2 separate regions of the Homo sapiens genome follow, and region 2 is linked to region 1. A link is an interaction called in ENCODE POLR2A ChIA-PET data of the cell type or tissue named here. Cell type or tissue: endothelial cell of umbilical vein. All regions are shown on one strand. Each heading gives the region's core, and the rest is flanking DNA. Links, peaks and the distances in the headings are about the cores only. Region 1 overlaps IQCJ-SCHIP1 (IQCJ-SCHIP1 readthrough). Region 2 overlaps IQCJ-SCHIP1 (IQCJ-SCHIP1 readthrough).

Evidence for each region. Peaks named below come from ENCODE experiments on the same cell type or tissue, not always from the same donor. Only the 100,000 strongest peaks of a DNase experiment are listed, where the experiment ranks them.
Region 2: POLR2A ChIA-PET joins it to region 1 with 8 read pairs; 1 of 35 experiments calls an interaction of 5 or more read pairs at or near these places.

The regions. Positions count from the first base shown.
Region 1 is chr3:159,232,184-159,237,575 of GRCh38, forward strand. The region is part of intron 1 of IQCJ-SCHIP1 (IQCJ-SCHIP1 readthrough); the gene reads left to right. The region is part of intron 1 of IQCJ (IQ motif containing J); the gene reads left to right. Among named protein-coding and RNA genes, the nearest start is that of SCHIP1, 38 kb to the right of the region's middle. In endothelial cell of umbilical vein, for the core only: no CTCF peak of the experiment used is centred there; a DNase peak (open chromatin) is centred at 2,318.
Region 2 is chr3:159,144,154-159,149,545 of GRCh38, forward strand. The region is part of intron 1 of IQCJ-SCHIP1 (IQCJ-SCHIP1 readthrough); the gene reads left to right. All of the region lies in intron 1 of IQCJ (IQ motif containing J), which reads left to right. Among named protein-coding and RNA genes, the nearest start is that of IQCJ-SCHIP1, 78 kb to the left of the region's middle. In endothelial cell of umbilical vein, for the core only: no CTCF peak of the experiment used is centred there; a DNase peak (open chromatin) is centred at 3,028.

The sequences.
Region 1 (5,392 bases), core at 166-5,165:
TTGTTTGCTCTCGCTTTTCTTGTTTTAATTGTGATGTTAGGGTGTCGATTTTAGATCTTTCCTGCTTTCTCCTGTGGGCATTTAGTCCTATAAATTTCCCTCTTAACACTGCTTTAGCTGTGTCCCAGAGATTCTGGTATGTTGTGTCTTTGTTCTCATTGGTTTCAAATAACTTATTTATTACTGCCTTAATTTCCTTATTTACCCAGTAGTCTCATTCAGGAGCAGGTTGTTCAGTTTCCGTGTAGTGCCGTTTTGAGAGACTTTCTTTTTTTTTTTTTTTTTTTTTTTGAGATGGAGTCTCCCTGTGTCACCCAGGCTGGAGTGCAGTGGTGTGATCTCAGCTCATTGAGTGAGTTTCTTAATCCTGAGTTCTAATTTGATTGCACTGTGGTCTGAGAGACAGTTTGTTATGACTTCTGTTCTTTTGCATTTGCTGAGGAGGGTTTTACTTCCAATTATGTGGTCAATTTTAGAGTAAGTGCTATGTGGTGCTGAGAAGAATGTATATTCTGTTGATTTGGGGTGGAGAGTTCTGTAGATGTCTGTTAGTTCCACTTGGTCCAGAGCTGAGTTCCAGTCCTGAATATCCTTGTTAATTTTCTGTCTTGTTGATCTAATATTGACAGTGGGGTGTTAAAGTCTCCCACTATTGTTGTGTGGGAAAGAATCATTCCTAAAGAGGACTTTAAATGAAAACTTTCAGGTAAAATAGGTGGGGGTTGGCTGAGAGCTGTGTGACAGATCTTCTGGGACAGATAGGACTTAACATCCAGGTATAGAGATTTGTTCCAATATATAATGCTCTCCTAGAGACTGCTCTCCAGATAATTGAGGTAATGCTGCGCTATTTAATGATAATATAGACACTGCAATATATTACTAACCTTTTCTTTCTTTTTTAAAAGACTCTCTTATCGATTTTTTTTGAACCCACATCTGGACTGAGTCATCCCAAGTTTTTGAGTTCATGATCTCATTCTGGGTTTTGATGACACGTTTATGTTCCAAGAGAATTAAGTCGGTTGGGGATGGAAAGAGAGGGCATGTCACACAGAACTTGGTATGAAGTCCTGCCAGGCCCAGGGGCTTAGGCTCTATCTGCTAGGTGAGGGGGGTCAAGAAAGGTTCCAAGGAGTTGACTGTCCTGATGAGTTTGGCATTTCAGGTTGCTCCTTCTGGCAGGCAATAAGTCTTCAAATAAGGAAAGTAGAATAGATGGTGTTCCAGAGGCCATTTGGCAAAACTGGGTAACTAATGGGAAATGGGTTGAGAGTGAGCCAGGGGAGGATACTTAGGTTAACATCCATGTTTTGAAGAGTCTGAGATACATAATAATAAAAATCTGTGTGATAGTTAAAATAACTAATGTCATCGAGCACCTGCTATTTGCCTGGTGCAAGACTGAATTTTTAATCATCAAGCTTTGAAATTTGGTACAATTAGTGTCCCCATTTTACAGATGATAAAACTGAGGCTCAAAGGAGTCACACAGCCCAAGATTACACAGGAATGGAGCAGAGCTGGACACCACAGGAATGACAAGACAAGTAAGACATAATTGCTATCCTTGGTGTGACACTTAAGGAATCTCTCTGTGGATGACCAGCACTTTAGAGTACACAAAACACCTTTAAATATGTTATTTTAGTTAATCCCCACATAGTATTGTATAGGAGGCATTGCCATCATCATCTTACACATGATGAAACTGAGATCTAAATGGAAGGAGTTGCTTTCTAAGATCAGACAGTAATTAGATGACGCATCTAATTTAAATGATAAATCCGAGCAGTTTGCAGAACATTACAACTTCTTTACAAATGCCATGAGTGAGATACTGCTGCTACTCACACTGGTGTAAGTCCCAAGTCATTCATGGGAAAAGAGTGCAGATGATACAGTTTAGATTCTGGGATCAGACTGCTTATTATATTGGCACCTCATTTCTGCTATAAGACCTTGGACAAGTTACTTATTCTCCTAGGTATGTTTTCTTATCCAAGAAATGGGAATAATAATGGCATATTTTGCTATTTTTATAAGGCTTCTGTGATAATTTTTAAGAGATAATTCATGCAACATGCCTGGAGCCTAGTAAAATTCAATTAATGTTAGTAGTAATAAAAATAGTTCAAAGAAATGACATAGAATTAGTTGCAGAAGGAAATACTAAAATATATAAAATCACATTTCAAATGAATTTTGAAGAATTTCAGAAGGTATAAGAGAAGCAATCCTGTGGCTAGGGAGTTAGGAATGTTTTTAATCCCGAAGATTGTTTTTGTTTAAGTTAGCAGTAGTGTTTATGAGCAGAAGAGTTAAATTATTGGAGATGGGCCCGGCACGGTGATTCATGCCTGTAATCCCAGCACTTTGGGAGGCCAAGGCAAAAACATTGCTTGAGACCAGGAGATAGAGACCAGCCTGTATAACCCTGTCTCTACAATAATAAAAATAATGTTTTAAATTGTTGAATATGTACTTAAAGAAAAGCAATTAGGCAGCACAATGAAATAGTCCCAGAGAGAAGAATCAAGGCCCTGAACAAGGGTGGTAGTGGAGGGGATAGAAAGGGGGAGATAGATCGGTATGAAGGGCTGCAGGGCATTTTAGGAGCTCTTACCAGCATGCATTTGGATTGCTTCTTCACAACATCACTTAGTAAATACATAAGAAATGCAAACTCACTTTCTAACCCTGCTAAGCAAAAAAATCTAATCTGGATGGTGTTTGCTACACTACAACAAAATGCATTCCAGAATCAGGTATAAACAATTTGGGAGTTACATGTTGTTCTGATTGCCTGCACTTTTTTTTTGTGCTTTGGTGCAAGAAACCCAGAGTTGGTGTATGGATTCACGTATCCACATTTGCTATTCTGTCTGCTTTCTGAGAGGTGTTTATTTGTTGGCTTCTGTGCTTATTTGTACTTGTGTTCTCATCTTGAAGCATGGTCTCTAGGATAATTTTCTCAGAAGGCAGAAATACATGAAATGTAAAAATATCTACACTCTTGTGCCTATACCTATATTTTGATCTCAGTTGAATTTTTATAGTTGTCCTGCTGTTAAGCTGAATTAACATTGAGCAAAGAGACCACTTAAAAAATTTTACTAGTAGTGTTTCAATTTCTTGTATCCTAGATTTAATGGAAGTGGTTAGACATTTTGTAATGAGCCAGTTCTTCATTCTATAATGATAGTTTTTGAATGTCATGATCTAAAACTAGCAAAAGTTTTGAGACCATGTACTACTTATGGAAAGGAGAGGGGAATATTTAAGCCTGAAGGGTATTTTTCAAAATAGCACTGGGCTGGCTTATCCTGTCTAACAATCCTGGATCCAGTGCGAGTGGATTGCAGTTTGCTGGTGCTTATTCAGATTAGGGCAAAGAGCTGGCTTGAATGATCTAGCTGTAAGTGTACCCTTCCAGAAGTACCCTTCTACTCTTGGAGGATCTCAGGGACTGAAATTATCTCAGATCCAAGGTTACCAGGGACAATGACTTAACCAGTCCAAATTAGGTTTGTACTTGCTATGTTTCGACTTAGATCGGGTGTTTGACATTTTCGCATGTGGCAGCAAAAGCTTTTATGTCCTAATAATGTTTATGAACGTAGTCTGGTTGGTCAAACAAGAACAATGAGCTATCACAACAATTTTCAATTTTCATAGGCATATCTTATGTTTGTAAGTTTCTAAGTTTACAATGTAGAAGGCAGCTAATGTTAATAATAAGTCCACTGTCGACAAGTGTAGTAAGGCCTAGGACTACCTCACTCAGTGATTACTGCTGTAAGATCACAGTCCCTCTGAATCTCGTTGGACATTCAAAATGTCCTTAAAGTGTTAGAAACAGGCAAATATCTTTTTAAGTCTACTACCTCATGTATGCTTCATGTGACCATAACTTAACTGAATGAATCCTTTAAATGAGCTGTTGATGTCCTATTTGCCATTTTTTTCCTCCTAAAGAAATTCGTGTTTAGCTGCAAGGTAACTTCCCTGTGTGAAATTTACAGGTTTGCCAGCCATAGAAAACATTAATGCATAATACATAAACAAAATGTATGCTCCTTTTGAAAAAAAAAAAAAAAAAACCAAGGAATTTAGTCCTTGCTTTCCAAAGGGAGAATACATGAATCTTGCATTTTTATTTTTGATGCCTTTTTGCCTCTAAATATATGAGATGACTATTAATGCCCATATTCACAGCAGGGATAGAAGGGAAGTGGCAGTAAATTGTAAAGCACATTTACATTATAACAAGGCCTGTGGAAGCATTGTAATTCACACAGTTATTTCAACAGAGGTTTGGACTCCCTCCAATTTAATTTTCTGAAGTTGGGCTGTGCAGCTGGGTCATTCCTGGTCTAATCTGGGAAATGTATCTCTTAAGGCTGTGGATCAGAATGCCAGCCTCCCAGTTGTCACCAGGGAGCATCATTTACAGCCACTGAGGTCCGAGGGCAAAGCATCAGAATCACTTAATGTGGACACAGCAGCCTAGCTAGCTTCATAAATTCTGTTGCAAAGAGCAATAATCAATATTTCATGTTTAATGATGCAGAGTTAAAATTACTATAGATTTTATGTCTTCTACTTTTCCAAATTATGCAAACATTAGTAACCCCTTTTTTAGTGCCCTTATTACACTTCCATTAAAAAACGGATGGAGGGGAGCAGGTGAGGAAGCCTGGTAATATATAATGAAATTATTGAATGGTCAAAAGCATCAAAAGTGATTTTGGTTTTTAATTTTTGTTAAATAGTTGCCCTTAGGTTAATATATAATTATTTCCAAGACACAAAAACCTGATTTATGTAAGTGGCACAGGTTTTGTCACCCACAGCTACACAGTGAAGTAAATTGCAGATTGTTTTCACATTTTAAGTTAACTTAAATGCTCTGGGATATGTTGGGATTAAATGATCATGATGTTAGTCAGAAAAGTTAAAAGGTTGGCATTTAGAAACAAGTGAACAAGTGTACTTTAGAGAAAAAGCAATTTTGATTGGATTTCTGATTTTAAACCTGTCCAAAGAACATACGCTGCTTGCTTAGACAATAGAAGTGGTCGAGATTGAAAAAGGAGGAAAAATAAAAAACAAACCAGAACAGTGTTTTATTATTGGGCAGGTCAAGGAGCTGACTAAGCAGCCACAGTGATGGGCTTGTCTAACCTCTTAGCTATTCCACTGTCTGTGACAGAAGAAAAGACTGCGGGATTGAGACAGGAGGGTAAAGCCAGACACAAAAGAACAAAATTCAATACCCACCATTCATTCTAATAGTTCACACCCAAGTTACTTTAGAACAACTCTTATAACAGTGGGAAGCCTGGGAAGTAGTCAGTAATTTTTCACCATAACAGTATAGCCTAGATTC
Region 2 (5,392 bases), core at 328-5,327, 88 kb before region 1:
AACCACAGCAAAGTATACTAGAAACCAAAAGGGAAATTGATGTTCTGATAGATGAAGTGACCCAAAGAAGCTTGAACATTTATTCAGTTGCAGATCCAGGACTGAACCCAAGCCTCTTGAACCTTTGTTCTTACTATCCTTATGCAATATAGTTGTCTAAAAAGTCTTCAGTTGTGTGCAGGAACACTAGACTTGAAGGTTGTGTGTGTTCAAGCACAGATAGCTGGCACATCTTTGGCATGATTTAGGGATCATGAGTATCTCTGATACCAACCCTAGGCTGAACAAACATGTAGTTGACAATTCCTTTCTCACCAGTCCTCATAAATCCTCTAAGGTGAACAGATAGATGAGAATCAGCAATGTTAAGTGACCTGTTCCTGGCAACATTGCTGGCTGAAGGATTGAGCCACAACAAATTCCCAGATCACCTGACTTCTGACTTCTGGTCTGTTTTTCAGTCTTACTGCCATATTCTATCTAGACGTACACACACATACACACACAGACACACACACACACACACACACACACACAGAGTTCCTGCTGCATTTCAAATCATTGTGTAACATAGAGAGTTGTAAGATCTTGGTATCTTATTTGGGTAGAAAAGACAACATCAGTACCTGAAGGAGGAAATAAAGCAATGATTCATCATTAAATGAAATTTTTTATCCTTAAAGAATCAGATACGAAGAAATGGCCTCATTTCTAATAAAGAACATTTTCATCCTCTATTAATTTGCTTGAATTGTTTCCACCTTTTCTTCTAGTACTGCTCACAGATGGTTAAAAGTCTCCTCAGAAGGAAAGCAAGCATCTGAGTGATCATATTCTTCTTTTTCCTTTTCTTTTGCTGCTGTATCACTGAGCTTGAAGCAATGAGATCACCTCTGTTTCCTTTCATTGGTGTTATTCAGGTTAGCAGAAAATTCTGCCTCCTTCATCTGTCAGGAGTTTCAGTCTTTTGCTTTCTTTGAAATCTGACCTCTGAACAAGGCTGTAACATCCAGAAAATAGTAGCTGAATTGATTTATTTCAGATTGTTGCTATGGTGATTTCCCTACTGATGTAGACAGAAAATGAGGGAGAGAAAAGAGTGTGTTGAAAAGAATGGTGGAGAAAGGGTCAAACCAGGAAAAAGACATGAACTGTGGAAGGCATTTCTGACCCATCTACCCATGCATAGAGTTAAATGTCTTCTTCTGTTTACTGTTAATTCATCCATAGTGATCACAAACAATCTATTTGCATTTTAAGAAGCAATGAAATGCTTTTATCACATAGACAGCTAACTGTATCATAAGTAGCCTTAAAATTTCCAGAGATTTTTTTTTCACAGGAATAATGAGTGTGAGTTGTAAAAAAATGTTTGTGACCAGAAGCATTTTGATTCTTGAAATAGTTTCCCTTTAGTATGCTTTTTTTTTTTTTCTAAATATATTTCTTGACATCATAGGAGAGACTTTTCCGGAGAAAAAGTGAATGTATCCATAAATTTTAATCAATCACTTATTTTTTCATCTCTCCAACTTTCTGTCCATTCTTCCATTCAAAAAATACTTACTGATCCTATATTCCAGGCTCCAGCTATACATTGATACATTCAATGAATATTACTAAATTTAACAAATATGTTTTGGGCATTAAACATGCAAGAAAACATATAGGTCAAAGTGAGATGCAGAACTGAGTAGAGTCTTTGTCCTCAGAGTGATCATAACCTGGAACAGGATGGAAAATTTAGACCCGCATACATCAAAATGAAGAACCATTATTATTGTACCATAATTATCGGAGCCAACAAGTAGCTATTTCTTCGAAGGCTACATGAAGTAGATTTGGGGAGAAAACTAAAGGACATACAGGATTTTGATAGGTACATTGAAGTAGAATGGAGAGGAAGAGAACCTGTGGGAAGTGCATTCAATTGTGATTGGAAAGGGGCAATTACATTGGCCTCCTTTACAGATTGAAGATTAACAACATGAGTAGAGACCATCCCACTATTCACTCACATCATTGGCCTTTGAAAGGCAGGAGCTGAACTTGGGACATGGTGTTAGCTCTAGTTTGAAGATGTGGCAAATTGATGCCATTTGTTTGAGTGGAGGTGAGGGTAAGAAGGCTTTGGAAATAAACATTTGGAGCTGCTCTAAATCCAAGTAAAAAAAAAGGAGGCAGTGTAAATACAACAGAATGGAAACCAAGTGGAGTGCAGTCACAGGCACTGTTTTCTAGGCCTTTCTTGCCTCCTGTGCCCCTTTGAAGCTTACTTTAGATTTCAGCCACATAAAAGAAGAAGGAGAGGGGTATTCCATTCCTTCACTTCACGATGCAAGCTTCTTTTAACCCTGTCTTTACACGGGATTGGTTGCATAGATGGTGAGGGGCAAGAATCAAGGGTGTGTTCATGTCTCAAGCCTGGCCTTGACACTGTGTTTAACTTCAGACAAGTCATTTAACTTCCAGGAACCTTAGATTTCCCATCTGTCAGGGCAAAACAACTTATGAGCTGAAACATTCCATAAGACCACAATATTAGAATTGGAAAGGACCGTAATAATTTAACATATATTTTCAAATATGTAAATAAAAGCTTCAGAATAAAGGAAATATGATAATTCTCACTTTATTAATTCATCAGCTGTATCTCCTCACTGATGAGAACTTTGTGATTCCATCACATATTTCAGCCAAGATTAAATAGTCAAGGGCTGTCAGGTGGGCTCAGCTTCCTAAGACTTCATTACTATTAAAAATACACTTTGAAGAATTATAAATAATTAAAATCTATGTCAGTTATTAAAATAAATGAACAACGGCTATATCCCTGTTTTTTACACAGAGGTTTTCAGCATCTATGAATTAAGTCACACTGCTCATTGTCTGCCAGGATTTAGCCTTGAGAACATTCTATTCATTTTTCACATTTGTGTAATTTCCTTTTAATATGCCAATGTAGAATTTATGCTAATTTTTACTAAAGTCATGCTTTCATATCAAAATGAGGTTCCATTTGAGCTCCTTTAATTTAAGGATGGGAGAATAGACAGAAGCATTTGTTTAGTGCAAAGGGAAATGATTTATTTATTTGTTCCTGGAATTCAGGCTGAGATTAAAATACGCATTCAGGCATAAAGACTATCATTTTCAGCAGGTCGTAAGAAATGTGACCAGCTGATGCTGAGCACTTCCCTTTTCAATCACAGCCTTTGCTTCTCCTCTTCCTCATAACTTCTATCATGAAACAGAATAATAGGTTACGTTTTCAGATTAAGACAGAAGATATGAGACCTCTGAAGAATAAATATGAACTTCCATGGATATCTGTCTTCTTTCTCAGAACTTTATACTCTCAATAGCAGACTGAGCTTGACCTAGATCCTGAAACATCCTGCGAACTGATTGTGACCTTAAGCAAATCTCAGTGAGACCAACAATTTTCTTTCTTTCTGAAGAAGGTGTGGTTGGGGGAGGGGAATTAAGAAGATGGAAGTAACAAAATAATTAATATTACAAAGCAATTACTGTTACCGAACTTTTTTATCAATCATCTCAGTTTATTCCAGGATAACAAATATATGAACTCTGTATGGTCATCTTGTCAACATAATTCATGGTTATCTTGTCTACATAATTTTACATCTGAATCTCTCTTTGAAACTTACTAAAAGAGGAATGACAAAGTTTTCAAGGATACTAACTACAGCAAGAGAATCGTGGAATCGTGAATTTGTTTATACATCTTTCTGCTAAGATATTCATTTATAAAAGTAGTTCTCAATGTGTGGTCCCCAGACCAGCAGCATCAACAGCGCCTAGGCATATGTGCAAAATGCAAATCCTTGGGCCCCACCCCAGAACTGCTGAATCAGAATCTCTAGGGGTGGAACCCAATAAGCTACACATTTTAGTATGTCCATTGTTGAACTCAAACTGGATAGCACCTTACATTAGGAAAGTAGATTGCCTGGCTGTACTGATATATGTACTTTATTCCTCACTTAATGTTTTTGTTTCCTATGGATTCTGTGTCTCTTTAACTAATCGTGTTTTCCTCTTTAATTTTGGCTGCTAGGAATCTCACAGCCAAATTTGAAGGCTTATACAGATCTTCCAGCCTCCTTCCTATGTCTGTTTTTGTTTTCTGCCCTATTTTCCCTTTGTCCTAATTTCCCCACTTAATTATCTTATGTGAACTATTTTGAAAGATGATGTATTAAGTAAGCAAACTTGTTCATTGGCATGAGTAGTAAGTGAATATCCCTGACAGGATTTCCTGTTGTCAGTTCTCAATATGTTTATTTTATTCACAAAGTAAAAACTTCATTTGGGATATTCTCGAAAGAATCTGTAAGATATATGCTTAAATATCCAGGCTCATTTTATCTGATAGCTCCCACATACTGACATCTTTCTAGTACAAAGTGATCATTAACTTAAATACATTGAAACTGAGAAGTCCTATTTACCTCTTATAGGTACCATCTTTTCCTAATGGCAGTGACATTTTTCATCAAAGATTCCCTTGCCATCAAAGTCATTCCTTTTGAAATTGCAAAATCACCTCTGCCTAATGGTTTTATTAACACATTGACAGCCAAATGTGATTGTAAAAGATGGATTTTTTTTAACAAGTGCTTTCATTTAAGATGGATAAGGTCAAAGGTTATATAAAATTTCAGCTTTCAGGAAAATTCAAATGTGCCGCATCCACTCCTTCAGGTGCCTCTGACACATTTTGGCAACAATACCATAATTAAGAAAGTCAGGATGAAGCATAACATCAACAGTATGATCTGGGTCACTATGGATGGCACCTCTGTCACCTTTTAATTGTGTCAGATCTGTGCAGCAAGCAGAAATATTTAGTTTATTTAGTGGTTTGTGAGCCCACTAAATAATTAAAATAAACAAATGACTAATTTGCTTACTTTTAATTTTTATCCAATCTACATTAATTAATAATTTACAAGGTAAAAATGAATAGTAGATAAAAATGACTTTTCTTCCGGTGCTCACACGGGCACAATCCTGGACAGATTCTGCTTTATTGACTGCTCATTTGTAGTAGAAATAACCCCAGAGAAAACAGTGTTCAATGTGAACCAGGCTTTAATAAAAGGAACGGCAGACTCCGGAGGTTTTTTCTATTTCCATATAATCCCAGGATCATTTGTCTGGAGCTGTTTTTGAATTATTCATATGAACGGTAGCTCTTTCAGATATTAGATGTGAACAGCTTCTATCGTACAGTTTCACAGGCAGTGTCTTTTTTGCTGGCCTTTTAAAAATAGAGCTTTTTTTTCCTGTTCCAAATTGCTCTTTGGTAGTTCTGAGTGGGGTTGTATTAGCAAAACGTTAAACATTAAGAGGCTGTTTGGGGGCT